Regions from separate parts of the Mus musculus genome. Here regions 2, 3, 4 and 5 are each linked to region 1. The links are chromatin loops, found by intact Hi-C in ENCODE. Cell type or tissue: left cerebral cortex. All regions are shown on one strand. Links, peaks and the distances in the headings refer to the core of each region. The heading gives the core; the rest is flanking DNA.

The links. Peaks named below come from ENCODE experiments on the same cell type or tissue, not always from the same donor. Only the 100,000 strongest peaks of a DNase experiment are listed, where the experiment ranks them.
Region 2: it touches region 1 in a loop (2.2-fold over the local background); 18 of 42 quality-filtered maps call a loop at or near these places.
Region 3: it touches region 1 in a loop (2.1-fold over the local background); 4 of 42 quality-filtered maps call a loop at or near these places.
Region 4: a loop joins it to region 1, with 10 times the contacts of the local background. A loop is called at or near these places in 19 of 42 quality-filtered maps.
Region 5: a loop joins it to region 1, with 4 times the contacts of the local background. A loop is called at or near these places in 16 of 42 quality-filtered maps.

Annotation. Positions count from the first base shown.
Region 1 is chr16:34,286,345-34,292,717 of GRCm38, forward strand. All of the region lies in intron 10 of Kalrn (kalirin, RhoGEF kinase), which reads right to left. Among named protein-coding and RNA genes, the nearest start is that of Gm41448, 170 kb to the left of the region's middle. In left cerebral cortex, for the core only: CTCF peaks have their summits at 3,496 (motif pointing left) and 5,152; DNase peaks (open chromatin) are centred at 947, 3,441 and 5,123; H3K27ac peaks cover 2,996 bases.
Region 2 is chr16:34,205,214-34,211,586 of GRCm38, forward strand. Kalrn (kalirin, RhoGEF kinase) reads right to left here. Exons shown (of 60, transcript NM_177357.3): 22 at 1-117. Among named protein-coding and RNA genes, the nearest start is that of Gm41448, 88 kb to the left of the region's middle. In left cerebral cortex, for the core only: a CTCF peak has its summit at 2,954; DNase peaks (open chromatin) are centred at 2,799, 3,449 and 5,128; H3K27ac peaks cover 531 bases.
Region 3 is chr16:34,233,914-34,240,286 of GRCm38, forward strand. It overlaps Kalrn (kalirin, RhoGEF kinase), which reads right to left. Exons shown (of 60, transcript NM_177357.3): 15 at 1,332-1,498. Among named protein-coding and RNA genes, the nearest start is that of Gm41448, 120 kb to the left of the region's middle. In left cerebral cortex, for the core only: a CTCF peak has its summit at 3,269; DNase peaks (open chromatin) are centred at 1,766, 2,666, 3,099, 3,232 and 2 more places; H3K27ac peaks cover 4,920 bases.
Region 4 is chr16:34,189,966-34,196,338 of GRCm38, forward strand. All of the region lies in intron 25 of Kalrn (kalirin, RhoGEF kinase), which reads right to left. Among named protein-coding and RNA genes, the nearest start is that of Gm41448, 73 kb to the left of the region's middle. In left cerebral cortex, for the core only: a CTCF peak has its summit at 3,158 (motif pointing right); a DNase peak (open chromatin) is centred at 3,180.
Region 5 is chr16:34,122,310-34,128,682 of GRCm38, forward strand. All of the region lies in intron 33 of Kalrn (kalirin, RhoGEF kinase), which reads right to left. The region is part of intron 1 of Gm41448 (a long non-coding RNA gene); the gene reads left to right. Among named protein-coding and RNA genes, the nearest start is that of Gm41448, 5.4 kb to the left of the region's middle. In left cerebral cortex, for the core only: a CTCF peak has its summit at 3,428 (motif pointing right); a DNase peak (open chromatin) is centred at 3,454; H3K27ac peaks cover 1,389 bases.

The DNA of each region.
Region 1 (6,373 bases), core at 440-5,439:
CTTCTGATGTAAAGATTCTATTTTAGTTTATATCTTTCAAAAGCATTTACCATGCTTCTGTCCTCCAAGAATAAAGTCTAAACTCATGTACCTAAAGGTCAAGTTTCTGGGGGTTGAGACTTCATAGAGCGTCTGAGCTTTCAAAGCAATACATAGTTATTTACTTTCTACTATGTAGAATCCTTTGCTCTTCACAACTTAACTGGCATATGTGTATGTGCACACACACATGTTCATATATGTATGTGTTAGAACCATATTACAAAATTTCCAGGAGAAGCTGGAAAATACCAAAGTTCCCTCCAGAACTACAACAGTACTTCCACTGTCTCCATCTGAGGGAGCAGTCTATGGCTTGTGTGGGCAGTCTATGGTTTGTGTGGGCAGTCCATGGCTTGTGTGTATGTATACCTTATATTTTCACATTATTTCTTCATATTTCTTACTACCCCCAGGCTATAGATTTTATTAAGACATGGAATGCATGGAACTCCCTGATATACCCTCAGGGATATAATCTTACTCTTAGAATTATTGTTATTATTTTTTAAACCAAGACTCTTCAGTTACTAGTTAAGAGACTGATTCATCAAGGCCACATGGAAATTTGATGCATTTGCCTTCCTGTGTCAAAAGCTTAAATGTGCTGCTTGTTGCATAAGGCATATGCTAGTTTATACAATTTGAAGGGGCTTTGTTTGGTGTTTGGTTATTTTGTTATTTTGTTTGTTTGTTTGTTTGTTTGTTTTTCTTTCTCTATACTACCTGTGTGGGGGCTGAGGCATTTCTGGTATTTTCTGGGATTATTTTCTCCTTCCACCTCAAATTCATTTAAACCCTTCTGGAAACACAGATCAGCAGGGTTCTCTTACAATTGGCTGCCTCTCCAATCTTCACAGGGAGTGCTTTACTCCTGTCCAGGAGTGCACCACGCTCACTCTGTAGACACAGCACAGAGACTTTCTAAAACACTTGTCACACAGACAGCCAGTTCTCTCAAAGCCTCCTCTCCTTGCCAGTCACTACATCTCATGGGAAGAGAGATAAAACCCCCGGTGCTCCAGAGCCTTTCCATTTGTCAAAGGCATTAGGAACACAACAGGAATGTGTTCCGAATGTGCAGGAAGTAGAACAGAGAAGGCTGGCCCACAGGTTTGATAACAATGCATGGTAAGCTTTTCATAGTATATCCAATGGAGGCTCCCACCTCAATTATTGACATGAAAGATAAACAAAAATGACCTTCAGAACTCTTGGCTGAGTGTTAACCCATACATAAAATATCTTTCCCCTAAGAGTGGTCATCACAAGTTCCTCTCTCCATTAGCTCAAGCTCATAACTTTTCCCTGGTGTCCACAGAGGAAACATCCTGAGTCCATCTTAAATGTCACACAAAATCCAAAGGGCAAGACAGCCCCTCTTCTCTTCACATCCTTCTACTCGCCAACTTCATGACATTAGTTTCTGAGCATTTTCTTGGCTTTCTTCTTCAGGAAAATTTTCATCTGCCTAAAAACCTTTCATCCTTGCAAAGGAGCCAGAGTGTGAAAGGGTATCTATTTAGGCTCTCCCTCCTCTGCCACCTGCTTTCATCTGCAGCTGCTATAAATGGTCAACATCTCAGGCTGAAGAGAAGATGTAACTGACTCCAAAGGTCCCTCCCTGTGCCACCCAGGCAGCCATGTTTACTTGATCACCAGATGAAGTAATGCTAGGCCTAGCTTTCACCCACAGTTCTCTTTGACAATTCCAAAGAGGTGAGTAATTTTTTTCCTCTCTTCAGAGTAAACTTTGAAGAGGGTTAAAATATGCTTGTTATGTTTTCATTAGAATATAGGAACTGTATGTCTCAATGCTTAACACCGAGACTTGATGGTGCGCACATATTAATGAAACTGGTTGTCAGCTTCCTTTCTTTTTGTTTGTTTGTTTGTTTACAAATTTTTTATTAGATATTTTCTTTATTTACATTTCAAATGCTATCCCAAAAGTTCCCTATATCCTCCCCCGCCAGTCCTGCTCCCCTACCCACCCACTCCCATTTCTTGGCCCTGGCGTTCCCCTGTACTGGGGCATATAAAGTTTGCAATACCAAGGGGCCTCTCTTCCCAATGATGGCCGACTAGGCCATCTTCTGCTACATATGCAGCTAGAGACAAGAGCTCTGAGGTTACTGGTTAGTTCATATTGTTGTTCCACCTATAGGTTTGCAGACCCCTTCAGTTCCTTGGGTGCTTTCTCTAGCTTCTTCATTGGGTGCCCTGTGTTCCATCCTATAGATGACTGTGATCATCCACTTCTGTATTTGCCAGGCACTGGCATAGCCTTATAGGAAACAGCTATATCAGGATCCCTTCAGCAAAATCTTGCTGGCATATGCAATAGTGTCTGGGTTTGGTGGCTAATTATGGGATGAATCTCCAGGTGGGGTAGTCTCTGGATAGTCCATCCTTTTGTCTTAGCTCCAAACTTTGTCTCTGTAACTCCTTTCATGGGTATTTTGAGGGCACAGTCTTATAATCTCCATGCACAACCCTGGCTTATTTGCCTTTAGTAATGCAAGTTTACTGATGACACCTTTGACTATCTGGTCATTATAGACATGCTGACCCACTAGAGTCCTTCCATTTCCATACACTTTATTTCATCCCAAATGAAAAAATGGATTTTTAAATGTACTCCGTTCATGTTTGAGATTAAAAAAATACAGAGTATCATATAGTAAAACCAGTAAATGGAGATTTATTGACTGAATTGCTTCATTGTGTAATTTTTTTAAGTTGTCCATTCTTTCCAAAATACTACACCAATGCTACGTAACTGTGCTTAGCTGCTCAAGTGTGATTTGGTATATTGAGACTTTTGGTAACATCTATTCAAATGTAAATGCTTCTAACTTGGGGCTATCTAAGCTTATAGAAAATCTGGTCTTTTACATAATGAGACCATAAAGCAGACCACTCACAGGGAAGTGCAGTTGCCCTCTAAAGCTGTGGGCATTTGAGCACTTGCCTACCACAAGGCAGTATGTCAGAACAATACAGCAGAGCTATATACTCCAGTCTGTTATGTGGCAAGACGCAGGCACATCTTTCCCCTCACAATCATGCTGCTAAGGGAAACAGCTCACCTTATATTTGTTTGCCATCCCAATGACAATATGCCTCAAGAATATAAATGTCTCTTAAACCTGCTTTATGCTAGGCTGGGCCATTTGGTGAGTAAACAGATAACTCAGGTTGAGGTTTTGTGAGTTTTTAGCAGGATCAGGGAGTATTCCCACCAGAGTCAGGGTATCACGTACTGCATAAGAGCAAAGGAGTACGCAGAGTCTATGGACACAGATTCCCTGGGCTTACCCTGCCTAGGCCCTCACTAGTTGCACATTGAGTATCTCCTGTCCCCATCCCTCTCGCAAGCCCTAGGGACTGCTGCATTTCCTGTGGCTTAGCCGCTAGGCAGCTTATTCAAACACTGCCATCTGCAGGACGAGCTGAAGGCTCTTACAACCTTTAATTCCAAATAAGTTGAATATCTTTAAGATGTATTCAAGAGTTATTAGGCACGAAAGTTGGACATTCAATGCTCAATATTGGATCACCACATTGGTTCTTCATATTGTTTACAGCGGGCAGAACAGTTGCCTTAACCGTCTTTACCTCAGAGTGACCAATCACAGATACCTCCACCATCCCAGATTGAAGATGCATTTGTTCAGGGGTTTTCCAGCCCTTCAACCTCTCTTCAGTGTTAGTCATTTCCTTCGCTTAAGTGCTTGCTCTTCCCCTCAGAAAACCAAACTTCTGGGGACCACAACAGATGTAGTAAAACAACTAAAGAAAAACCCCAAACTCCTGGATACAGAGAATGAATGCTAAGGCTTGCCTCTCACGTCAGAGCCTCTTAAAAAGGTGAGGTTAAATAATGAGGGACTCTCTAGGACACTGCTTATAGGTGACCCGTGGTTTGCCAGTCTACAACATATGTGACTCCCTTCTTTACCATCCTTACCACAGCAACACCGAACAACATGGAGCGAGGGCTGAAGCTTTCTGTCATGGCTCTCTATCATTATCCAAGAATTTTTCTGTGTTGATACACATGTATAATCCCAGCACTCAGGAGACTTAAACAGAGGACAAGTTTGAGGCTAGCCTGGACTGCTAGAAAGTTCCATACCAGTCTTGGTTACATAAGAGAGATTCTATATTTTAAAAAAGAAATTTACACTTTTTGATACTTCCTTCCAATAGTCCTCACCCAACTCAGGCCAGAAGCAAAAGCCAAAGACTAAATTTCTCCTGCTGGGATTGCTCTGTGCACATCTCCTAGTAATCATGTTCCATCGAGCAAAGTCTGTCTCAGGCAGGTAGCCACTGACAGTGCATTTGCTCTTCTTGTTGTCTGATTTTCTTACATAAACTGTCAATTAAAGAAGGCTAAGCAGCCTAGATAGTTCAGAGTGGGGGATAGGACAAAGAAAGAGGTTTGGTTGATGTTTAGACTACAACGTCCACCTTTACTGGCTTGTTCACAAGGCCTCATGACACTTGCTTAGGTAGTTTCCTTTTGTCCCCCTTGTTCTTTATAGAGGACATGCTCCTGAGACATTTGGAAGTTAGAACTATCTTCTGTTTTTTTTTAATAGTCTAACCAAAAGGCTCATGTACAGAAATATGAATTATTTCAGAGAAAAACTACAACAGCTGCCCAACAGGATGGTACTGTTGCACCCTCCCCCTCCCCATTCTTTGTTTTGTCATGCATACTGTGTATGCCAATGGACACTGAGAAATGAATTTTATATCCAACTCCCATATACAATAAAGATGGAACAAGGATACGAAGCTATATCTGGAGCTTGATATACCTGGATAATTTCAGCAGAGCTCCTGAGAAGCAAGAGGATGTGGCCACATTAAAGAGCTTTCTGAGTCTCCATGTTGTCTTCTATAAAACAAAGCTGACTACCTATCTAGAGCTCAAAACATTCTTTAGTATGAATTTATTCTAGTGGACTCTGCTGATACATAGAATGCATTGTTTCACATGTAAGGAACATCAGGCATTGCTGGAGGAGTCAGGAGAAGTGCAGTTGTGGTAGACACTGACTTACTCGAATGTAACAACACACAAAAGCCAACAGTCCCCCTTGTGGCCTACAAACCAAGACTGCAAATGCCTTTGAGTCCACAGCCTACTGTAGACAATGAGAAGACATCAAGGAAAGCTGAGCTGGGTCGTGGCTGAGGGTAGCTTTAATGACATGCTCCCAGAAAAATGAGGGTCTGGACTACAAGATAGCCCAAAGAACGGGGAGAGTAAAGCTATGGGATGGCTCTGCTCTGAGAGACCACTCCAGGTATAACAGCTCCACTCTTTGTAGAGCAGTAGTTTTCAAACTGTCGGTCATGACCCTCTGGGGAGTTGCATATCAGATATCTTACCTATCAGATATTTATATTATGACTCATAACCGTAGCAAGATTACATGTATGGAGTGGCAATGAAATAATTTTGTGGTTGGGGGTCACCACAATGTGAGGAACTGTACTAAAGGTTTGCAGCATTAGGAAGGTTGAAAGCCACTGCTGTAGATGAATGTACATGGTCTCTTCCACCCTTGTGTCCTAATAGACTGGATACCAAGAACATCCAGTAGCTAAGATATTTTAATCGGGGCTGTATCCTGTTTATCAGAGCCCTTACAGAACCCATGTCCACACAATGTTGATCAAGAGCAGTTTGTCCTACAGATCATATTCATATGACTAGGAAGATTTAAAAAAATGTGTTAAGCCATGGTGAGAGTGGCTCAGGAGCCCTCATCTCTTGCAGCTCATGGTTTCTGTAGAAGGGAGTCAAGTGTTTCTTAAAGGTGTGGCCTGGTAGGTAGAGGATGGTCCAGTGGATGTCCCTATACCCATGTAGACATGTGCAGTACATTGGACTCAGTAAGTTTTATTTTCATTTTTTAACAAAAGACACAAAGTCGAGAGTCAATAGAGGGTAGAGAGCGGATCTGGGAGAAGTAGGGGGTGAATATAACCAAACTACACTGTATGGACAAAATTCTCAAAGGACCAAAATATTATATTTAAAAACATGATAAAATAATATAACATAAAACCATTTTCTCAATTGTAAGTGTAAGTTCTATGCCACTGTCATAACTACAATTCATAGGAACTCACTCTGCAAACTCAAAACTTTGTGACACAGTAATGTCCCTCTTTCCTATTCCCTGACAACCACCTTTCTCTTCTGTCTCTATGAACTTGGCTACATCAGGCTCTCTAGGTAAGAGTGGAACCATCTGAAATGTGTCCTACTATGACTGGTCTACTTTCCTTAGCATAAGACTTCAAGGTT
Region 2 (6,373 bases), core at 768-5,767, 81 kb before region 1:
GCGGTAGTGCTTGTCCACCGTGGTCACCCATTTCCGTATCTCTGTGGCGTGGATGTGGCCCTTTTCCACAAAGCTGTCTGCTAGCTGGATCAGAAGTTTCACCTTCTCCTTCGTTTGCTGCACCAAGAGATGGCTTAACATTACTGGGTCACGTTCTTCTCGGCCCCCTTTGCCCCCCAGCTCCCTCTGCTCTGCGCACGCCAACTTTATTACTCACATTTTGGGTGGCTTAGAACAAATTATTAAAATCTCCTGTGCTGCCAGTTTCTTTACCCACAAAATAGGAATCATGAGAGCACCTGCTTCATGAAGTTATTGAGAACATTAATGGGCCAACAATGCCTACTGTTTAGAACATGGCTGGCACGCAGTAGGTGCTTACTAGAGCCACTGTAAGAAACTTTGCTGTGGAACAACACTCTCTCCCAGGTGTGATATGGCTACAACTCTCTTGAACTGTCAGCGGCTCTGACCACCTAAAGGACAGCTGTGTAAAACTGGGTCTATTGACTTTCCATCATGGAGGAGAGGTCGGGCTTCTGAGGCCTAACCTTCCCAAGGATTTATAGACAGTTGAAGGTAATTAGGGGCGAAGTTCTCACAAGGCCATGCCAATTCCAAAAGATATATAAGCAGCTATATATAGTTGCTTGGGGCAGTGACATTTCCTTCAGTGGTACAGTGGCTTGTAACTTTCCCATGTTCCTATAAGTACCCCTGCTAACAGTTCCTAGTGATTAGAACTGCTTCTTTGGTCTGTCACTGGTACCTTAACTAGGTGAAAGGCATTTGTTCATGTCTGTAAAACATGTAGAAAGTTTACACAACTAGTTAAATCTAAACGTTAGCCATTGTTATTGATGTGAGATCTCTTAATATAGCCATTTATTAACTTCTACGGTGCATGCTGTCATCATACATGAGACTCACATGAGTCTTAAAACCTCTTTAAGAAGCATGTGGGGGGTGCCTGTGATGGATAAGTCTCTGAGATAGATGCAAAAGCTTGAGGTTCAGCCTTTAGAGCTGGTCCTAAATGACACCATCAATAATGACAGCAGTGTTCACCTCTGATCCCCTGTTCCTGGTTCCTGGCCCTCTCTGTCCCCAAGGCAGGCACTAAACATTTGTGAGCTTGTACAGGCTAGGATCTGATGAGTCTGACTAGCAGACTTCTATCTGCTTTACTGAGATTATTATTATTATTATTTTGTCTTTCTGTCTGTTTGAGGGAGATATTACAGGCTAACCTGTCAAAAGTCTGACGTGTGTTGAGTTAAGTTCATTTGTAACACGAATATGTTCAGGATTTCCTCTGTCTACAGATCTCTGTAGAGAGCTGTGGGTTGGGCTTTGGGGATAAACAAAAGGAGAAATTAAAAAAAAAGTATTCATTTGCCCCTATCTAAAATCTCCAGAGGGGACAAGGTTTCCATACAAAATAGTTGATAGCTCGGGGCTTCATGTAATTGAATGTCAACGTGAGAAGTATGTTACAGCAGAGGGATTTTTCAGTGGAGGAGAGAAAGGCAGAGCTGTATGGGAAGGCAGGGAAAGCCTGCTGGGTAAGACATGGAAACGGAAGGGCGAGGACAGCAAACGCCTGCTCACCTTTTAGTATAAAAGTGTGGATTTTGAAACTAAAATTTATCAGAAATACCTGGGAAATCTTAAGGAAAAGGAAATAGCATTTAAGTAATATGCTATAAGGGAAATGTTCTTTTGAGAAAAGTAAGTTTGAAAGACAGCAGATCTTTCCCATCTCGCAAGATGCAGAGTGAAAAAGCTGATGAGCCAGACACCATGGAAAAGAAACCTGGTGTCATGGGGACCACTGAGAAGGGTGACCCTAAGGTGACAAAGCCTGAGAGAGAGAAGCCTGGTCCTAGTTAGAGAAGCTGACAGATACTCCCCAGCTGCTGTGTGTTCCAGAAAGTACCAGCACCAAAGAAGTCCTCAGTGGCTAAATCCAAGACTGAGAAGTGGAAAAACAAAGAGAAGATTCAAGCCAGTGTCACAAACTGTTCAGGGATAATGAGAAAGCTGGTGGCCGCGAAGCTAAGCTTTGTGGGATGCACAGATTGCCATCTCACTGACGGGATGCATGCAGCTGCTGAGCCACAGCAAAAGCCCTTCGGCCAGTGTGTGAGACGGGCATGCCATCATCATTCTGGGATCATCCTTACAGAATACCAGGGGATCAAGAGGGCGGTTTTCCTCACGCAGCTGTAGTGGCTTGCTACTTGTAACTGGACCTCCTCCCTCAATCAAGTCCCTTTGTGTAGGACACATCAGAGCCCCTGTCATTGTCACCTCCATAAGAATTAATATCAGCCATATAAAATTCCCAAACACACTGATGTTACTTCAAGATGCAGCGATAGCAGCCTCAGACACCTGGAAGTGGGATCCTTACCACAGAAAGAGAAAGATGAGCTCACAGAACATCACATCATCACATCACATCACATCACATCACATCACATCACATCACATCACATCACATCACATCACATCACATCACAAGGTTGACGTTCTCCTTGGCAAGCTTTGCCAAGGATCAAAACTATTCCTCAGTTCCTGAGCTACATGCAATCCATTCTCTTGCTAACAAATGGTATTCACCCTGACAAGTTAGTGGGCCGAACTTCTTATCAAGAACCTAAGCAAACAACTGATTTATCACAAAAAGATAGCAGAGCCCTGCTTCATCCCACCATTCTAGCCTCTGGCAGTCCTGACTACCCCACACACCCCTTTCCAGGCTCATCCATGGCCTTCCTAAGAGTGCCGAGCTGGAGAGGGAGCGGAGTGCTGCTCTCCCTGATGTGTGGCCAGGGCACAATACAGTTAGTCTCTCCTCTTTCAGCATGGTGGGCTGCCAGGGGCTAGAGTCAAGGGCTGGAAGGGCTTGGGGTTGAATAGAAGAGGTGGGCGTGAGGCTTGGAGGAATATCCATCCACCATGAGATGGCAGTAGTAACCATGCCGGGACTTGACTAAGACAGGAAACCTGGGATCCTGAAGACCTGCATGCCATTTCACTCAGGGTTTTTACTTTTTTCTTGTGGGGTAAATTTTTTAAAATTTGTTTTCTTAAAAGTGGCTAATTTTTGTTCTAATAATCAAGAACCTCTTCTTATAGAAAAGTCTTAGACGTCACTATTTTCTGTTCCTGGTCAGGTGGCTTGACTGAAGCTAGGGGAACCTAGAACAGAAGGCATCAAAGCTGACTGGGATCAATAAGGACAAAAAGCCTGTGACTGAGGTTGTGACTGAGATTCTCTATGTCCTCACAGAGGCCCGGAGTGAACCGTCAGCAAGCAGTGTGGTAAAGCTCTACCCCACCCGGATCCGCCTATCTTTGCAGGAGCCATCTTTGAGGTTCTCCACTGCTGAGCCACAGCCATGCCGAGTGTCACCCCATACATAGTGGGAATGGCACCTATGCATCCTACCCTCTGGCAGGCAGCCTTCCCTGCTGACAGGTGGGTATAGTCCCACAGTTCCATGTACAGGCCTCCATTTTAGCATGTGTCCTCTTCAGTGGGCCTGAAAGCTCAGTCTTCCACCTTACTCCTCTGTCCATCCTCACTGGCTAGCTCAGTCCATTTAGTGTTTTAGCTCTAGCTTTAGCTTTAGCTTCCTGCTGCGTGAGCAGAGCTAGACCAATCACCCCGATGGGGCACCAAGCATGACCATGCCCCCACCTTCCACCGGCAATAATATGAAACCATGTGACCTGTCATGTTCCTGCCTGCAGCTGATGAGATCAGAGGCCAAAACTGGTCTCAGAAGGGCAGTCTCTCAGTGTGAGTAATCACTTTTCGGTGTCCTGGCTTTTACAAAAGTCTGTTTAAAGAGGGGCGTGGCAGCATGGTGGCTCAGCTGAGGTCATTTCTCTGGAGATCTGAACTACAGAGACAGGGGTGGGTGGGTGGGGGGCATTGCAGAGTAGAAGACAACCACAGAAGAAGGGCAGGGAAAATAACCAGTAGAGACTTTGGAGGTAGAAACAGGAGGACCACATGAGCGCTGAGGTTTGTGCAGCACGGGTTACACAGTGAACTCCCTGCCTCTCACGGTCCTTCAGACAGACAGGAGCTCAGCACTACTAAGTATGTGGGGACGCTGGAAGCTGCACACACTGCCGGTAAGAGCTGCCTCGGAATTGGAAGTTCCTCCAAATTAAACAGAGAGGCACAGGATAGCTAAACCATTGCACTCTCACGTGTACATACAAGAGGATGGAAAGAACATGCTCACATGAGACTTAGACACAGGGTGAGTGATAACATTATCCATATGACCTCCAAACTGAACACTAGTCATGTGATAAACAGGAAGTAAATATCCATCTGATACATGGCAGAGCTAGAGCTGCATAATGAAATATTATTTAGCCATCAAAAGAGGTGACAGGCTGACATATTAAAGCACAGGTGAATATAGAAAACGTTATACTGAGGGAAAGAAGCCAGGCACGGAGAATTGCATATTAAATGATTCTATTTATGTGAACTGTCCAGCGTGGGCATATGAGGAAAGAAGGAGACAGAAATTACTCCTAATGTATATGGGGTTTCTGGAACTCAGCTGGGGTTCCCAAATGTACTAAAAATCCCACTTGATTGTAAAAAACAGAAAAAAAAAATGGAAAACCACTTTGTTTTTAGAAAAAAAAAAAAAAAAAAAAACAACAGAGTTCTGTTAGATGCTGAGAAGTTCAGCTTCCCTGTCATCAAGTACCTTTTCCCCTATAATTTTTGAAATAACAAAAAGTATCATTTGTACTCTTCTAACTAGATTGCCTAAAGGCCCACCACAATGTGCAATTGTGTGTCCTTATCTTCGCCAAATCTGTCTCATTTTTATTCTTATATTTGAGGGCTTATATAAAATTGCCTTTCTATATTCAGTGTTTCTTCGGCTTGATCTCGTCTTTGAGGCAGGGTATAATAATTCAGCATAACTCCTTGCACTATGCAATTGTGAGGGCCACCATCTTTCCTCTCTGTCACTCAAGGTCAGCTTGCTCTGCATAGCAAGTTCACTTCACTTGTTATAAAGACGAGAAGCCAGAGCTGACTGTTTAAGCTTGTTTCTGGGCGGAGCTGGGAGTTGGGCTGAGGCGGGGCAGGAGGCTTCAGTCAGAGGCTCCTTCTCTGAGCTAAGGAACATCCAGTAGCTATTTTGACACCAACGACTCTGAGATGGAGACCATGCTATATGGGAACAGAGTAACTACAAACAGACACAGTTCAGCTAGGAGGAAGACAGAAAATGGAGAGCCAAGCTAGAAAAGTCATATTAACATAGATTTGAGTGTCACAATTCTGAAATCTAACCAACATTCCTAACGTTCATATATGTTTGTGACCTCCCTTGCATGCTAATGCCGTGCCTGGGAAATCCTGGAAAGGTGAATTAAGGAGGTTCTTGTCTTCAGGGATATTGTAGGAGATATACCTGCAAGAGACTCCTTGAGATATTCAGGCTAATATAGGAGATCGCCCTGCACAAAGACTGCTGGAGAAAACAGGACTTGCGTCAGCTCTCAGAAGCCTGTCCACATGAGGGCTGAGCACCCCGAGGTGTTCAGCAGGGAGATGGGACCACAAAAGAGGTGGCGCTGGACTGGAAAGGACACTACCACTTTCCAAAGCACAAACTAGAAAGAAAGGACACTATTTTTAGTGGAAAAATGTATGGGTATGGTATGTGATGGGTCTCAAGGACAGTAAGAAAGCACTCTGCTGAAGTCCAAGCTAGAGCAAAGGGACAAGGGTCAGGGAGCTGTGGTGTGGGGGGCAGGGGAGCTGAACACACGGAAGTTCCTAAGAGATCCTTTAGAGATAAGAGGAGTGGGATGGATGAGAAGGAAGGAACGGCCAGGGGAAAGCAATCTAATGAAGACACTGCTACAGTTTAGGGCAGAGATGAGTGAAGAGGACAGAGCTACGAAGCAGACTGTAAAGGATTAACTAACAGGACCGAATCCTCTGCATTTCCACTTTGTTTATAAACAGACTCTGCTCCCGAGGCATCCCGGCTACCGCGGTCGTCCACCCACACAGGTGGAGTTGATACCAGCACCTCCTGTCGATGGTTCATTACTGACATCATGAGTACAGGACAGAGAGACCCAAACTGGAGACCTCAAAATCCACTCTCATTTAGATTTGAGCCGGGTTCTGTTCTCCTGCTACGGAGTAGTTATGCCGTTTCTCTAGCTGGTGTTGAAATGAAGCTCTTATCTGAACTCACTTCGTGGCAGGCAAAAGGCCCCAGAGCTCCCAACAATGCAAGGCCACCTAGCCACTCCTCAGTTCACAGCACAGTCATAATGTGGACAAGTACTTTTGAATATTGGC
Region 3 (6,373 bases), core at 835-5,834, 52 kb before region 1:
ATGTATGTAGTCACATGTGTGATTGGGATATGTATGTGTGTAGGTGTGTGTATGCATGTGTGTATATGCATGTGTGTGTGCATGTATGTGTGTGTATTTATATGTATACACATGTGTGAGTGTGCATGTGTGTGTATGCGTGTGTGAACATATGGAAGCTACATGCTGATGTTTGGTGTCTTTCTCAGTTTCACTCTCTCTCTTTTCCTTCTTCCTTTCCTTTCCTTCTTCATTTCTTTCCTTTCATCCTTCCTTCCTTCCTTCCTTCCTAACAATTTATTTCATATGTATGAGTGTTTTACCTGTATATACGTATGTGCATCATGTGGGTGTGGTATCTGCAGAGATCAGAAGAAGGCATTGAACTCTATTGGACCTGGAGTCATGGACAGTTCTGAGCCACCACGTGAATGCTGAGAACTGAACATGGGTTCTCTTCAAGAGCAGCAAGTGCTCTTAACTGCCTAGCCATCTCTCCAGCCCCAGCACTGCTTTCTGAGGTAGGGTCTTTGGCTAAACTGGGAGCTGCCCAGTATAGTTAGGCTAGCATGCCAATGGGTCCCAAGGATCTGCCCGTCTCTACGACCCTACCCCATCCTTGCTCTGTGGCTGCACTCACCCTGCTGTGCCTGCCTTGTGTGTGTGTCTGAGTGCTGCACTCACCCTGCTGTGCCTGCCTTGTGTGTGTGTCTGAGTGCTGCACTCACCCTGCTGTGCTTGCCTTGTGTGTGTGTGAGTGCTGCACTCACCCTGCTGTGCCTGACTTGTGTGTGTGTCTGAGTGCTGCCGTTCCAAACTCAGTTCCTTGTACTTGTGTGATGAGCACTTCACCCACAGAGCCATATTCCCAGTTTCCCAAAGTGTTATTATAAGAACCATACACACATTGGAAATAATGATAATTGCTACTACTGAATCTTTACTTACCAACTCTGTGTCAGGAGCTGGACTAGGCACCAAGGTGCCCCAAAGAGAGCAACCTGGCTCTACAACAGTGGACTATAATTAAATTACTGAGGATGGATTTTTATTTCTCATGGACTATGTGATAGAATCAAGCACAGGAGGGGAGAGAATGCATTCAGTGAAGAACACTGAGAATTCTCTGGAATGTTCCTAGAACATCATATGTGAGAGGATTAATGCATTCATGGTTTGAGCCATTGTCCCACTGGGTCTTTTGTGACAACAGCCAGGCTTGCAGAAATTAATCCAACTAATTCACACCCCAGCTTCTTTTCTAAGGCTGGGTTACTCAGAGGGCACACCGTCTGCCTCCCTGCAGCCTGCAGCTCCGAGGGCGAGGGCGGGCGCCTGCCCGGCCTGCTCACCTGTTTGACCTCAGCCTGGAGGTGCCTCAGCTGGAGACACTGCTCTAGCCGCTTGTGCGTCTGCTCCGCATTGAGCTCCAGCTCGTGCTGCTTCTCATGGAGAAACTCCAGCAGCTCCTGCACCTGAGCTGCCAGGTCAAGGTCCTTCTCACAGATTAACTCGATTCCTGTTTGGAAAAAAAAAAAAAAAAAAAAAAAAGCAAACAATTAAAACCCAGGCAGCATGGAGCCCACAACATTGCTTTAATTATATAAGAAAGCTCGACTTTGGGAGTTGCCGTTATTGGCCAACTGCAACACAGCTCCCAGTGCAGCTGGACAGATCCTGTAATCGGTCCTCACTTAGGACAATGCCAGCTCGTTAGGACGAATGAATCCTTTGTCCAGGAAGCAAATTTCAACACACCAGGTCCTTTCCATAAGTGGAAGAGAGGATGCTGTAACTCTGGAGATCCATCCTAAGAGAGACAGCTCCTGGCAGCACCTGTTTGGAGACTTGCCAACACCCAGATTCATAAGCAAACTTGAGTCATCTTGGACATGATAAAGCCAAATCAAAAGGACCCTGTCTTAGGCACTCCTGCCAAGGGAATGTTCTATTCTAACTAGTTAGGTATAATTTATGATTAGATGAAAGTAGCCAACGACTTAGGTCTCCTAAGAAATCAATGCTATCTATCTCCCAAATATACAGGATAAGTATTCCCAACAATACCACAGGGACAACGAATGTCATGCACATTCAGAAAAACCTTCACCTTTAAGTTTTGCTCGCACACAGAGCTTGCCCTTCACTCTACGGACTCAGAGCAGGTCTAGGGCCAGTCACTTGCTGACATGTGTTTCCAGTGTTTATGAACATAGCTCCCAACCTAGACAACAATCAGCCTGGAGCACAGCTGCAGTCAGTACCCACCAACCAAAGGCTCGGTCCTCCCTCATCATCCTCCCTGCCTTGATCTTTCTGTATCCCTCTCATGACACCTGATGTGCAGTTATGCACACTTTCTTCTCTGCCCATCAGCAACAGGTCCAGGGAAGCCTGCCTCAACTGGATTTCTGCTTTAGGAGGGTCACTGATAATGTCAGATGGGATAAAGGGACTCGCTTTAGCTCATCCCTTCACTTGCTGGAGGCTAGACTTTTAGTCTTAAGTTGCAAAGTCAACCTGGAATGTTAGAATCATATAAAACTCTATTTTTGGCTCCCCTCCTGTGGGCAGAGCTGTCTACGCTTTCCAGATGCAGATGCCGGCATGCCAGAGACAGAGATGAGTTTCCGATGGTGCTCTTAAATTCATGCCTTCTTGGTTCCTGTCCAGGATGCAAACCGTGACCCATGCTGTTTCCCGAGTTTCATTGATTGTCTACTTATTTAGCCTTACCCTGGCTGCTCTTCTATTCTGATCCTTGACTCTACTTGGCTATGTGGCCTCACTGTTCGGTCCACATCTTTGCTCTGATTTCTCATTCTGTAATCTGTGACCCAAAGCAGCTGAGAATCTTATGGTCATATCCTGTGTGAGATACAGAAGAGTGGGGATCCAACTAATAATGGGGTTCACATTAAAATCCTCGCAGATAAATTCCCAAAGGAGCACATCAACCGTAACATATGGCCACCTACAAAATCAATCTTCACTGAGAGATGCTTCCATTACCCTGACACACCACTGGAAACTCATCCCTGTCTCCGGCACTCTGGCATCTGCATCTGGGAAGCACAGGCAAGTCCGCCCACACGAGGGGAAACTCATTTCTGGAGGCAAAAATAGAGTTTTATATAAGGACAATATGGGAGAGTGGGAAAAATATTTTCTGGTGTTACATGATAATAATTTCAGTATCTTTTTATGTTTATTTTTTTCTGTGAGTTTCATAATTCCAAGTCCCAGCTCCTGAAATATCTGTGGGAGATGGAAGAGAACGGCTTGTTCTTTTGGCAGCCAACCCCTCTGCCTACTATTTTCAGTCACCAGAAGGGTGCGGTAGGTAGAGCATCTTCTGGACTGAAATAAAAAGAACTGAAGCAATTTCTACTCCCTGTGGCTTGCCCACGTTGGGGGTCAGGGTTAGCAGGGGGTAGGGTAAAGGGGATCGGGGGATAGGAGGATAACTCTGACCTTGTGCTGACTTTCAGGAAATGTAATTTCAGACCCATCTCCGCTTCTCCGCAGTTACAGTGTGGCTCTGTTCCAGACAACCTTGGCTTCACCACATCCCTAGGATTCAGAGCGCTGGGCTTTGTCTTTCTCTAGCAGGCAGGTGACTGAACCCTGCCACTGTACGTGTGAATGGCTGCTCAGAGTTAGTGACTCAGCAAGAAAGCTTGCTCAGTATGTCGTTGAGAGCCCCAAGACCCAGGCTGTGCAATTCTGTTTGTTTCTCTTGTTACTGTCTTATATAATGTGTCCAGGACTACAGGGATGAAGAGGGCGCCTACTGCATCTCCACAATCTCAAATACAGGGGGAGGGGATGAGAGGAGCATACAGACTTATCCTGGCCACACCTAGAGGTGCCCATTCCACACTCTTCCTTCCTCTGCTCCCAGTCATCGGTGTGAGTTCCAGTTAAACCCTACCAACTGGTCCATCTCCAGACATCACCTCTGAGTAGAGTTTGCTTTTGTTGATAACACTGCCCTCAATTTAATGATAGACTTACCTGTCCTGCTTAGGGACAGTAATGATGTCCCCAACAATAAAAATTACTCCCAGTAATAATGCAGAAAGACAGGTTGTCTTTTTCTCAGAGAGTGAATGTATTCTCATTTCTTTTCTCTTCAGTGTCCCCCTGACAGGGAACTGGCTCAGTTCCCTCTCAAGGATGGCTTCTTACACCTTGCTCACATTGTCACTGGAATGTAGGCTCTCAGATGCTGGGGCCATGTTTGCTCCACTTGGCCACTGCCTCTTCTCCCCCTGTTCTTGGCTCATATTGCTCATGCATTGCTCTGACCAGTGAGCAAGCAGAGCTCTTTGGGGGCGAAGTGGGTTTGTGCAGGATGGTGGAGAGCCCTGAGGAGGGACAGGCTCAGGTTTGAGGCTATGCTCTGAAACCTGGTAATGGTAATCGTCTTGGCTCTGTACCTTTCCCCAAGCCCCACTCTCCTCATCTGTAAAATGGGAATGATAACCTACGGCTGCTGTAAGGACCTGGATAGATATATGATGTCTGGCATTTTGTCAGTTCCAAATACTCTTTTCCCAAATTGTCCTTTTTCTTGAGGGAAATTAGCGAGAATATAGTGGTGATTGCTGATGAAATTGCTGTGTCTTATAAATATAAAACCTAGTGACACTTATGTACTTAATGTATGTTGTTAGAAAAGATGGTATTTTGAATGTTACTGGACTGATGCTGTCAACATAGTTCACACTGGATTCATCTGGAGGACTTTTGAAAATCACTGTGTCCTGCGAACACCACAGACCCAGAATCTCTGGCTGGCTAGAAGTTGGCCATTAAATGTTCTTAAAGCTGCTGAGGAGATCTAACAATGACCGGGTTCATAACCATTCTATAAGATGGCAGTGGCCACAGCCCAAGAAGCAGGCATTCTCTTTTTATACTGAGTTGTAGAGCACTCACCATTCATATATATGTGTATATGTGTGTGTATGTATGTGTGTGTATGTATGTGTATATGTGTAAGTGTGTGTGTGTATGTATGTGTGTGTGTGTGTGTATATATGTGTGTATATGTGTGTGTATGTGTGTTTGTGTATGTGTGTATATATGTGTGAATATGTGTATGTATGTATGTATGTGTGTGTGTATATATGTGTGAATGTATGTATGTATATGTGTGTATGTGTGTGTGTGTCTCAAGGTCACAGCTAATAACAAGTGCCGTTCTAGTTTCTTTGGCTTTTAGGTCATGGTGCCACTTTTTTTTGATTCCTTCGACATGCTAGAATTGGACCCAGGACCGAGCACATGAGGCAAGTGTCCTGCCACTGAGTAATGCTCTCAGCCTCCATTATAATTTTAATTTTCTCAAGAAAAAAAAGAGAGCCCCGTTAGGGTCCAGAGTTGAGCATCCATGGTTATATTGCCAAACCTAGAAGGTTCCCGGCTGATTCTGTCCTTAAATTTCTCTGTTTACCATAGAGTGAGAACATCTTTTCTCTTTTCTCCATCCCTACCATTCATCTTTCTGCGACATTTTGTATGTAAAAACCAAGGTAAGAAAGTACAGAGTCATTTAGCCAGGTTCTTAGATCGATGTTGACTACTCTGGTTATACCTCAGAAGTCCTTCAGGACAGCCTCGGCCCAAACCAGGCCAATTAAGGATGGCTCCCTAAGCAATGAAGCCCAGACGCTGGTATTTCAAAAATGTTCCCCAGGTGGTTCTCAACATGTAGCTGTATTGTGAAGCACTGGCTCACATCACGGCATTGTGGAGCAGTAGTGAAGCACTGGCTTACATCATGCTTCTCTTCTCTCCTCTCAGCTCCAAGAGTCCACATCCCTACTAAGCCCAGAGCAGCTTTCATTCTGAAAAAGCACAGGCTTTCCATCTTCTTTCCATTTATGTCACAAATAAAATTAGTTTCCACCTATTATTTTTTCCTTCATCTGTCCCACCCACACTGATGCTCATTTGTGTTTAATTTAGCAAATGTCAGTACTGAGAACTTGCTATGCATAAGGCATAAGCGTTCTGCTAGAGGCTGCTGTGTAGGAGACCTCACTCTCAATGCTGAAGAGGCCAAGTGACCCCATTAGGATGCTCTACGGGCTAGAATACAAACACAACGCTGGATGCATCACCCTCACTGGAGCTCTTCCATGCCTATGTAGGATCCACTGCACCCTCATGGGTACCCCACATGGTGGGTTACTCTTCTCCAGAAAACGGGGAGGCTTGGGGAGATTGGGTGTCATGTCCCAGGATACCCAGGTGGTAAGGATGACCGGGATTTACCCCAGTATCACCTCTTACATTTGTGCTGTTGGTTGCATGACAGATGAGGCCATCTGCATGCACAGCTTACTTAAGTGTGTATTTACCTAGACCCTGGTGGTGCAGGCAT
Region 4 (6,373 bases), core at 700-5,699, 96 kb before region 1:
TACGAATTTGAGATAAAAATAGATAATGAAATACCGTGGCTGTATCAGATCTTTCATTTTATGAGCAATTCTGAATTTATTTTGTTAATCCAACTACTCTGAGCATACCATAAATATATATAATACATTATCTATATTAAATATATATAGTAAATATATTATATATTTATAGTATTATATATTACAGTATACATGATATATACACACATATCATATATAACTATATATAGTAGGTATGTATAGTAAATATATAGGATATTTATAATATATAATAAATATTATATATATGTATATAGTCCCAAGATGAACCTAAAGCTGAGCTGGTAAAAGTTCAACCCTTCATGGGCCTCTTTATAACTTTCAGCTTTCTTCTTCCACTGAGGGCAAGTATTGGCATACAGATATCATTAGAGAAGAGTATCTAGTGGTGGGGCAGGGGAATCACAGTATATTTTAAAGTGGAATGGAATTACTTACTTATCTGACATTGTGGGTGTCTAAGTCATGATTCCTTTCTACGCAAAAATGTTATAAAGAGACGATTGCACCGACTTCAAAGTAATGCGTGGAACAGTAGGGTTAGCTTTCAAGGATAAATGTTAACAAGCCAGCATTATTGGGATGGAATTTGCTTTCTAAAATGTACTGAAGATCTTACAAACAAAAAATAAATATATGAGGCCTCAGGTAAGCTTACCTCTGGGAGTGGGAAATGTAGTCTTTACAAAGAGCAATTTGATAGAACCATCAAATCTCAGAATGTCCTCAGGCTTTCTGGAGCCTAGGATTCTCTCCTTAGAGCTCAGCTACATGTATACATGACATATACTCCGAGCACTGATAACAATACCACTTATAATATTACTTATAGCCCATCTACATGTATACATGACATATACTCCTTTAATATACTCCTTAGCACTGATAACAATACCACTTATAATATTACTTATAGCCCATCTACATGTATACATGATATATTCTCCTTAGCACTGATAACAATACCATTTATAATACTACTTATAGTCCACCCACACATCCTAGCCATTGCTTGCGTTTTCAATGATATAGGAAGATGTTTTGGTGGTTAATATAAATATGTGTATAATTTAAAAATGCTTGGCAAGAAAAGAATGCTAATCATGATTAGTAAGATCATAGATGACATTTTCTTCAACCTATAATAATAATTATTATTATTTTACCTATAATACATGGTAATCGCTAGAGTAATAAAATAGGAAAGAAATTGAAAAATTTGGGGAGCTACCAGAACGCACCTATGATCATCTTTCACCTCACAAGCGTGAATTTTAGAGTTTCCTAAACTGACCCATGGAGCAAGAACATTTACAGTGTGATTTGGGCTTTAGAAATGCAAACACACTCTCAAAACCAATCATGTCTATTGCTGCCTTTAAAGGCTGCAGGTGATACATGTCCTATGACTTCTAAAATAGAAATAGGAAGAAGTTCTCAGGAATGCTAAAACTAAGGAGCAAGACTAGCTCTAGGCCCAAAGGGAGAGAAACATTTTTGTTGTACTAAGGCAATCAGGCCCATCATCATGTGTACAGATAAGGAGGGGTGTGTGTGTGTGTGTGTGTGTGTGTGTGTGTGTGTGTATTTGTGTTTTATATGTACATTTATTTATTTTAACCCCTTGAACTGAGTTTGAATATACTTTTACTGAGTGGTGATAGCTGCAGGTGAGTGGAATATGAAACTATTTGCTTTTAAACTTCGGAGCTCATGAAGGTGACAGTTAAGTTAGTACAATCAATATCATTCCACCCGCTTCCTGAGTTGTGATAAATTACAGCCTGAGTTCTGACAGTGGAACTGTACCACCCTGAATCAGTTTGGAGCGAGTCCCCTGCTTCTGGGGAAGCCTTCCTGGAACAAATGGCTCATGACCTTGCTCAGAGGCTGGTGTGACACATCAAAATTTTTGTGCATCCAAAGGTAAAGTTGTTGGAGCCCTTGTGTGTATGTGTGTGTGTGTGTGTGTGTGTGTGTGTGTGTGTGTGCTTGCTGTCATACCAGCGAGGTGAGAATAGGGAGGTTGTAGCACGGGTTAAAGAGGAACAATGAACAGCAGGTATAGAATGTGGAGACGGCAGTCGGGACACTGCTTCCTGGTGGAGCCAGGCTGCATTCCCGTGCTCTTCCCAGTGGAGCTTGCTAGGTCCCTGCAGACTCACAGCCTAGACTCTAGAGGCTCTTGACTGCCAGGGGCTAAGGGAGCAGTGAGCATAAGGAGAGATAAGGAACTGGAGGGAAGTCAGGAGCCTGAGCACACTGGAGAAGGAGCTATTCGCATCTTCAGCACACCTTGGGTACCTAGGCTGAGCATGGGCTTCTTGGCCCTGTCTCTCCATTTCACTCCAGAGACTTTCGTGTGGGTGAGGGATGAGAGGGCAGGCATGGCTTCCAATCTTTAGAAGCAAAAGCAAGCGTTGTCTCCTGGATGTGTTTCCCAATACCCCATTCACTGTAGCTAACACGTATGATCAGATGGACAATTACTTGCACACGACATACCAAGTAATGTTACAACGAGGCAAAAATGTAAAAAAAAAAAAAATTCTCCACTCAATGTTATTTATCTGTAATAAGATCTCTAACTAAGATGCTGCCTAGCACCAAGGCAGGAAAGCAACAATATGTGAACAAGTGAAATCAATGTTACCATGATGTATCTGAGCTTGATTGCTTTTTGTCTGGGTGTTTCGATTGTTTCCAATCAGCCTCAATGTTGCAAGCTAATCACAGCGCAAATAACAGCAACAAGATCACAGCTATCTTCTCTAGGCTCTGCTTAAAGCTGGCAGTTACCCTTAGACTGAGGGTCTGGGACCCAGGAAAGTTCACTAGCCTTTCCTTTTTTTCCTAGCATTGGGATATTAACGGAATGATACCTGGGTCCATGCCAGTCTGAGTAGCTCAGAAAGGGTCAGCTTCCATAAAACAAGGGGACAGAGCTAGATTATAGCAGAGGCTGCTTTGAGCTTTCCCAGTAGAAGGGATACAATTAATAACGCAGGCATTTGGGGTGTGCATGCACAGAAAGCACATACTGTAAGCAAGGAAACAGTAGCTGCAGCCTGTGGATAGCTGGAATCATGAGCTGCACAACTTCTTTCTCTCCACTTGGTGGAGCCAGTGCCTCACCAAAGCCCACTGTGTTTCAAAGGGAAGTAAACCAATTTATGTGACAAAAAGAATAGGAAGACAAAACCAAATCCAGACAAACGTGTGTGCATGTGGGCATGTGTGTGCATGTGTGTACGTGTGTGCATGTGTGTGTGTTGGAGGGGTTCAGGACGTGATTATCTATCTATTTATTTATTTATTTATTAGCTCATGAGAAAACACGTTTAGGAAACCACACTGCGCATGCTCCTGAAACCTGTTTTTCACCATCTGCCCCTCCTCTTCTTGTTGTGCCCATTCTGCAGTCTTTATCCCTCCCGTCCTCCTTTTCCTTCTCTCCCTTCCCTCTCCCAGATCTCCCTCTCCTTATACTCCACCCACTCTGCTCCCTCATTTCTACTGTCTAGGTATTTTGGTTAATTTCCCCATCTTACCAGACCCCTTTCCTGGGCCCCCTTTCAGTCCATTTCAGTCAGATTACTTCCACATGCCACTCCTTTCCCCCACAGTCCCCAAGGCGTGTCTGTGATGTCTAACCGAGGGATAAGATCAGCATCTGTCCCTGACCATCATAAGGCAGGGGTGACCTGAGCCTCTCTTACGAACTCTTTTCCCATCCTACCCATTGACACCCTCCCTTCAGAGGCATTTGTTCACACTGTCCCTTTTCATCAAGGAAGCCATGCCCACCTGTGGAAGCTCTCCATGAGTTCTATCTCAAATGCCCCTCTCCAGTCAGCTTGTCCGGCTCCTCCACTGAACAAGAGTGTCATCTTCTTGAACTAATTTTGTGCCTTGTCTTACCCCTTCTTAGAACTGTCTGCTTCTAACAAGAAGTCAGAGCCTGGACTCGATCCACCACTGGGAACAGCTTCACATCCTAATTGGAAATGGTTCGATCCAAAGACAACACTCCAGAAAGATGATCAAAATACGGTCAAGTGTGGTGGCTCACACTTTAGTCCCAACCCTCAAAAGGCAGAGCAAGAGGACTGCTGTGAGTTCCAAGGTAGCCTGGTTTATATAGTATTTTAGACCACCCAAGGGTACATAATGAGATCTTGTCTTTTTAAAACAACAACAACAAAAACAAACTAGTCTTTGTGTAGTAGCTTTCCTAATTTAGTTTTTTTTTAAGATTTATTTTATTATTATATCTAAGTACACTGTAGCTGTCTTCAGACACACCAGAAGAGGGCATCAGATTTCATTACGGATGGTTGTGAGCCATCATGTGCTTGCTAGGATTTGAACTCAGGACCTTCGGAAGAGCAGTCTGTGCTCTTAGCCACTGAGCCATCTCTCCAGCCCATGTAGCTTTCCTAGTATCTGGTCTTCACCCCTTTGTGTACCCTGACTGTTCCTGGCTGACCCTGGTCTGGCCATATCATAGATAAGGCAAGAGGGAAGGAGTGCAGTATAGAGGTGGCGTGACGGGGAGGCTGCTGGCCTTGGTCCTCCACCTTGTCCTTGCTGACAACTGATTTTTTCCCCCCAGGTTATTAGTGTAGAGGTGTAGGACCCAACTGACACAGCTGTGGAATAAATGGGTGGGGTGTGACTTAACTGTGAATTAAACTGCTAATATTTAAGGTTGTGGGGAGGGAGAGAGAAGACCTAAGAGACTGTAGTTAACTCCTTGGAATCCAGTGTCTAATCTTGAGGGGAAAGTGTGTGTGTGTGTGTGTGTGTGTGTGTGTGAGAGAGAGAGAGAGAGAGAGAGAGAGAGAGAGAGAGAGAGAGGGGGAGAGGGAGAGGGAGAGGGAGAGGGAAAGGGAGAGAGAGAGAGAGAGAGAGAGAGAGAGAGAGAGAGAGAGAGAGAGAGAGAGATTGTCTCCTGTCTACTGTCAGTCTTTCTACTATAAATGAAAGGGGGCTAAGCATAATTGTTGAAACGACCCTCTGGGCCCTTACACTACAGACTTGGTAAAAATGTTATTTTCAAACTCATATGAATATGACTAAATCCCCCCAAAAACTGAAAAGGAAGAAACAGAGCTAGAATTTAACTGAAAGGGAAGCATTTTAACAAATAGCTGTCATTATCAAAGCTGAATATCTAACACAGCAAAGGGAAAACAATTACTATTTTTTAATTGCAAATGTTAGATTTGGCAAAACTTTACTCTTTGGAGGATCTTTTTATAGAATACACCCCTTTGTCTAAGTGTTCCAGGAAGGCTTAGCAGAATGCAATGGAAATAGGCCTGAGTCCTGTGTAGACAGCACAGCCATTGTATTTAACTATATAAAGAAGGCTAACGTGTAAGTGTGGGGAGTAGAAAGCAGGGCCCTTATCTCATTCCAACCTCCAACTGGGGTGGGACCACTGCCTTTGTGAACTAAATCCTGCATATTCTTTACAGAAACAGAGAAAGTAGGATTTCTCTCCTTAATATCCACAAAGACAAAAGTTTTTGAGACAGATCCCAGCCACTGAGACACACATACATACGCACACTTGTCTTGGTAGTCATTTTTCAGAGACACCATTTGGACAGATCAGTAGTATGGCTGAAATGTAACCTCTGACCCAGGCACCAATTTCCCAGTGCCATAGCTAACTATGTCACTAAGGCAGGACTGACAACTGTCAACCCCTTTCTCTGTATTAGTGTCCCAAAACTTCCCTTCTGCCCTACCTCCCTTACAGTCTGGACTACAGGTGGATAACTTGGGCTATAGACTAGCCATGATGGGAGTATGTATCTCTCAGAGCCAGTGCCAGAACTACCATTTTGAAAGCATAAACAAATGGAGCTAGAGCCCTGGAAAAATCAGGTTAAAAAGCTGATGGTCTCAGAGGGGTTCAAATCCCTGAAGAATAAGTAAGTAGGTGTTATGGCAACTACATAGCTTCCCGGAAAGACACCCCAGGAAACTCCTGCATTTAGAAATCTCATTATTTTGCTGGTCTAGGATGCTTTGGTACTGATGCTGCAAAGTCATATATAGGAGTTTTCTCTGTACGGAGGTATCCAAAGGTGTTTAGTCAATAATGGCTTGAATGGCATTACCTACAAGTTTGCAAGATGTAGTTTTATTTTTAGTCTATCCATCCATCCTTCCACTTACCCAGGGAACGTTTACTTTAAATCTATGTGGTTCCAGGTTCATGATACCAGGTATTGGATATACAGTGAATGGTACCATTTCCTAAGGAGTTTATAGTCCTTGCAGTTTCTAAGTTTGGCCAATTACCATTTTATCTTTATTT
Region 5 (6,373 bases), core at 783-5,782, 160 kb before region 1:
CCTTGAAAACAAACCAACAATCGTAACTAGGAGGGAAAACGGCAGCCTTTCTAGGATGGCACGCTAGTTGGAGGAAAAGGGGAGAGGGTGGGCAGGTCCCCTGCGGGCAGAAGCTTTGGGCACGTATTATTCCATGGCTGGCCCGCCTCTGCATGGTGGTTTCCAAATGCCTCTAAACCCGTGAGCTGCAGTACCGGGGAACTGAGATGAGCTCTTCGGAACTTAAGTCATTTGACAATTTACTGCTGTGGTTTATCTTGGTTGGTTATAATGTCTGAAGCAAATGTGAAAAGCAACATTAGGATGCAGGAATATTATCACACAGCTCTGGGATTTCTTCACTTTGCATGGATGCCCGGGGAGCTGCCAGGTCCAATTAAGAGTCTACAATTCGTGATGTGCTTACTCTGTGTGCTCGCACTGGGCGATAGAAGGAGCCTCTTCTTCATCTTACCGTTTTCTACAGGGCTTAAGGGGCTCCATGGCCTCGAAGGCCTCATGGACTGCACAGTAATTAATAGTTGGAAGAACATGGGAAGGAGAGTTGGGAGGCCTCAGAGCTTACAGAGCTCCTTCTACGTGACACTGCCTATATCCTTCTCCTTCTCCATACCTGAATCCTCATTCTTAGGAGAAGAAATTGGACTTGGGGCCCTACTACCTCAGACATTCCCTGAGTAGACTGTTTCTGTATTCATGGTGGGAAGCATTCCTGTTTAATCACCTCGAGCATTTTTCTTTTCTTTTCTTTTCTTTTCTTTTCTTTTCTTTTCTTTTCCTTTCTTTTCTTTTTTCTTTTGGTTTTTCAAGACAGGGTTTCTCTGTATAGCCCTGGCTGTCCTGGAACTCACTCTGTAGACCAGGCTGGCCTTGAACTCAGAAATCTGCCTGCCTCTGCCTCCCAAGTGCTGGGATTAAAGGTGTGCGCCACCACTGCCTGGCCTGAGCACTTTTCATTAATGTGTTATATCGTTTGCCACCTACATCTGCATCACAATAAAAGATCAAGTTGAGTAGAAGTCATCTGTGCTTAAATTTGTCCATCCTCTGAGTCTAGAGTGATGCCTGGCATGTAGTGTATACTCAATGAATGCCTACTGAGCACGCCTGTGACTGTGTCTCATGAATTGATGCCGGATGTGTAGGAAAGCAGAGTGACTGCAACATGGAGTGCTCCCACTGACTGCAAAACGCAGTGCTCCCACTGGCTGCAATGCTGAGTGCTCCCACTGGCTGCAACACTGAGTGTTCCTACTGGGCTGCAATGTTGAGTGCGCCCACTGGCTGCAATGCTGAGTGCTCCTACTGGCTGCAACACGGAGTGCTCCCACTGGCTGCCTGTCTGTTTCCACTACTGTGTCCTAGGCCCTATAGTCCGTTTGCCCTAGGACCCTTCCCCTTTTAAATCATCTCACCTTTTTTGGTTTGTCTATAATTCTACTAAACTGTAAACTTGACAAAAATTACTTAAGGGTGAGTTGTAACCTTTAAGAACAAAGAGAATAGGAGATCATGTAGGTGGACATGTACAGGAGAGGCCAACCTGTTTTCATTATGCTTTACTTTCTGAATGACAGACAGTAGACATAACAGAACCATATGACTTAGTAGAACAGAGAGAGGAGATAAGGTGCCTGCCAATCAGTTAGCTTTGCATAGCCCCCTGACAGGCTTAGGAAGTAGAAGCACCAGGCAGCATATACTGTGTCTATGTATATGTGTGCACATGCATATATGTGGATATGTGTATACGTGGAGGTAAGGCAGGTGGATGGGTTAAAAGTCTGTAGAGACCCTTAAACCTGCCCTCTATCTTGTCCATCCTGCTCTGGAAAGTTGAAATTCAATGCAGGTCTACATACAGAAGTAGGAAAGTGGCCACCACTGTGTTCCTCCAGCCCCCAGAGCACTGGCAGCCAAACAGAAACATTTGGATAGATCTGACAATAGAAACATTTGGATAGATTTGACCATTGTTTACTGAAGAAGCCAGAGGACTTAGAGACACTTGAATACTGACATTGAGAGTCTCTCCACCAAAGCACATCACGATGACACCTGACAGACAACAGTCCTGCTCCTTGTACCAACATCTGGTGTACCTCATGCATGCACACGTATCCTCAGCTTCAGAGAAGCCTAACAGAGGCTAAAACAGGTAGATACATATGAGCAGGACACACTACAGTGTGGTTCTTGACCCGATGTTTCAAGAGGCTGATAGGAAGAATTAAAACCCCATCCTGGAGCATGGCACTAGGAAATATTTTACAAAAGGCCACCCTGAAGCCCTCTGAGGGCAGAGGAGGAGGAGTCAGGTGAGACACAACAGTAACAGTCCTTGGCAACAGCAGATTTCAAAAGCTACAGTGAAACAAAGAGAATGGCAAACTCCTCCAAAATTCCAAGGAGGAATCCTGCTCCTGACCAGAATAGAGCTTTCTACAGGCATCTTCAAAGCGGCAGTCTCACATGTCCTATGTCCTTCAGCCACAAGTGTTCAATAAAAACATTTTTTGTTTGTTTTTTGACACGGGGTTTCTTTCTGTGTATCCCTGGCTGCCCCCGAACTCACTCTGTAGACCAGGCTGGCCTCAAACTCAGAAATCCACCTGCCTCTGCCTCCCTAGTGCTGGAATTAAAGGCATGTGACACCACTCCCTGATTTATTCTCTATCTTTAAAAAATGTATTATTTTTCTATGCACCCACTGTCTGTTCTTTATCTCTGCCCCTCCCCAGGCTTCAGAGAACAGAGAGTTGATGTTGAATTTAGTAGAGTGTTAAGGGTAGTGGCAGCTACTCTTCATTTCTTTCCCACTTCTTTGCCTCTGGAGAGCCCACACAAGTTATCAACAGAGATATGCCCAGGAGGGCTAAGCAGGTCTTTACCCATGGAGGCGACAATCCCACCAAGAGAGAGGCCATCCCAGTAAGTCTTGAGTTTGACCAAGGCTGTCTACACCATGACTCTAATTGTGCCCATGGGAGGCAATTTCCTGCATCATCAGAAAGAGAACTCCAGCTGACCTTCGGAGGAGGCAGCAGACATGGCTGGGGGAAACATGAGATTAAAGAGAAGGACAAAAGCTGTGAGTTTCTCTGAATGCCTCCAGGCAGCCCTGCAAAAGGTCTGCTGTCATAGGACACTAGAGAGCTGAACATCGGAGGAAAGCAGGCCAAAGACCGGAAGTGATTGTTTTCACGGTGCAGACTACGATCAAGCCTCAGATGTTCAGCTGTGGCTCACAAGATGACCCTTTCTGATCACCCCATCTCCCCTCCTGCTCCATTCTGCATGTACAGTCACACACCCTCTAGATACCCTTGGCTACTGCTCCCTAGTCTCTGTGCCTATAAAGTGCAGCTCCACCTTCCCCTCCTGTCCTTACTATTTGGACCGACTTGGCAGGCACTGTTGGCCACTAGAGAGCAGCAACGGCTAGGAGTTAGAAAAGGAAACCACCAACTTGCTTAGCAGATGGCAGGCTCTCAAGAGAGTCCTCCTGCCCAGCTGAAGTACACTTCTAGTTCAGGCAGAAACCACAAGGAAGCCATTGTGCATCACAGCTGGTGGGTACCAGGTGTTTACTGTTTCTTGGGAAGGAATTCCTCATTAGGAAATGAGCAACCAGAGACCAGAGCAAGTTGTGGGGTCTGATTGTAACCTTAGCAAGTGTGATCCAGGATTCCTGGTTCTTGCCTGTATGCCCGTCCAAAACACTGTGCACCAAGGTGGTGGTTGTTGTTGTTGCTGCTGCTGCTTTTGTTCCTCTTCCTCCCCCCCTCCTCCCCCTCCTCCTCCTCTTCTTCTCCTCCTTTTTCTCCTATTCCTTCTCCTCCTCCTTCTCCCATTTTCCTCTTCCTCTTCTTCCTTCTCTTCCTCCTCCTCTTCTTCTTCCTTCTTCCTGCATGTCCCCTTATGGCTTATCCTGGGTTAACCACCTGCCCACCCAGATCTCAAAATACATTTGGACAAACTAGTTGAGATAGTTATAACCGATCTGGCAGTGCTGTAAATGACTAAAACTCTTTCTTCCGTCTGTTGGCCAGCCCCATGCTAACCTTAGTCCTCACTGTCAACCAAAGCCTTTCTGCAGGCACTTCTTTCTGGGCTACTGTGTCTACTCGTCTCAGACCATCCGGCCACGTACGTGCGGCCCCTAGGCCTGGACTTCTGGATCTCCCCATACGCCCAACTTGTTTGGCTTTTGCCTCTCCAAATATGTTCTCTACTGGGTTTCTGGATGATGCCTGGGCTATGTCCTGGTCATTTCTTCCCCTGGACTTAATGATGGTCAATATTCCAACTGAGATAGTTCTCTATTCCTCTTTGCTCCTGGAGCTCATGGTTCCTATATCATATGTCTTACATTCTTTGTTGGACATCCTGAACTACTTCTGGAACTTCCTCAGACTGTAACTTTTAAAGACATTTTAGGTGATTTGTGCATGTATGCATACTATAAAATTATTTTCTGGCTTAGCTATTGAAGTATTTTTACGGTAGATTTTTGTTTTTGTTTTGTTTAAGACAGGGTCTCTCTCTATAGCCCTAGACTTTGGCTGTCCTGAAACTCACTATGTAGACCAAACCTCGAACTCACAGAGATCCACTTGTTTCTGCTTCCCAAGAGCTGGGATTAAAGGTGTGCACCATTATGTCGAGTTTTATAGTAGATTATTAACTTTATCAATTTCCCCTCTTCTATGGTACTGTTTTAACAATGGAGTATCTTATAGTTCCATGGTTTATTATCATTAAAAAGAACTGTAGCTGTGTGTGTGTGTGTATGCATGCCTGTGTGTGCATACATGTCTTTATGCACATCATTTACTAAGAGCTAAGCGGTTCTTACTGTTTCCTTACAATTTTTGTCACTTTGAGCTTTTCTTGCCATAAAATAAGTCAGCGTTTCTATCCCACATGCGATGTATCTGTCAGTTGTGATGGCTATGGGAATTGGTCAGGCTAAGAACCTTCAAGACAACATGGTGATTGAGAATCTGGGTTGGAGCTCAGCAGCTCTGGATCTGACTCAAGTTCTATTACAGATTGGCTGTATCATCTGCGAAATGTTAGAGGTGTGGACATGGTTTCTCTCCAGGATTCAGTCCCACACTGAATATGCCACACTTGAATATGAAGGCCAAATTAATAGGGGGATGTTTGTTAAAGGAGGGAGCAGCTGGAGGTACCTGAATGGCAAGGCTGGTTGAGCCTCTGAGGCTGCATGTGATGTCCCCTCCAGGCCAGCCTGTACCTGGTCCTGCTAAATAGCCCAGTGGTGTTGAGCAGTCAGGGCTGAGAACATAGGATTTTGCCTCCTTTCCTTCTGACAACCATGGCTGGCAGTGACCATGATGGTGATGGTGGTGAGGTATTACAGAAGAAAAGTAAGATGTAGCTCCCAGCAGAACACTCAAGCTAGACTTAAGACTTAGCAACTATGGCAATGGGAAAAGTCAAGAGTATATACACCCTTCAAGAACCAGGGATGGGGATTTTATTCACTTTTAAATATGAGCCAATTATATCAAACAGGGATTGAGAACAGACAGGTCATTTCAGGGAGGGAAGAGAAATTTTGATTTAAACATATTTAAAATTTTATTATTCATTTCTTCCTGTGCTGCTTCCTCTGGATTTTGGAGTACAGTGGCTAGAGTGGACCAGCTTGGCTTGAAACATGTTCTGGACGGAAAGAGAAGTCAGGGATGGAGGATTTGGTGATGGAAATCCCAGGCTCTGGGAACCCCAGGCTGCAGCTGAGAGTTCCCTGCGGTAGTTCTCAGGAGGAGAACAGATTCTCTTATATCTTTGGGGAAAACCAGAACCTGTGGGAATGGCGGGAGGGAGAGTTTGGAACTGCACCTTTGGGGATGCTCTGGGCCTCCTTTCAGCATCTGGGAGGCAGAGGAAACTTAGTCAGGAATGGCCAGGGGCGACAGCTTTGGAATATCTCCTATCTCATCAGTGAGGAAAGGAGTGTCCAGATGGAGCCCAGAACTGGCAAATAAGAGAGAGCACGTCTACCGTGGGTGCCACTGTGGTAGAGCCTTGCAGAGAGGCTGGGCTTCAGGTTTTCAAAGGGGGCTCCCTCAGGGTGAGAGGAGGGGCATGTGGCACTAGGCCTTGGTTGGACCCCAGACCTGTCTTAATGGCACAGATGAGCAGGGACTAATGACACAGATGTGATAAAGATGGAGCCATCTCTGAAGCAGGTGCAGCTCTGCCTTCTCTCTCAGCCTCTGGAGGGAACTCAAGCCAGGGCACGCTGCTCTTTTTGGCAAAGGGTGGGAGACAGAGGTTCTCATCCATTGGGCCTTTACAACATTGTAGCATCTGTGTGGAGACCTGACACTTGTGCATA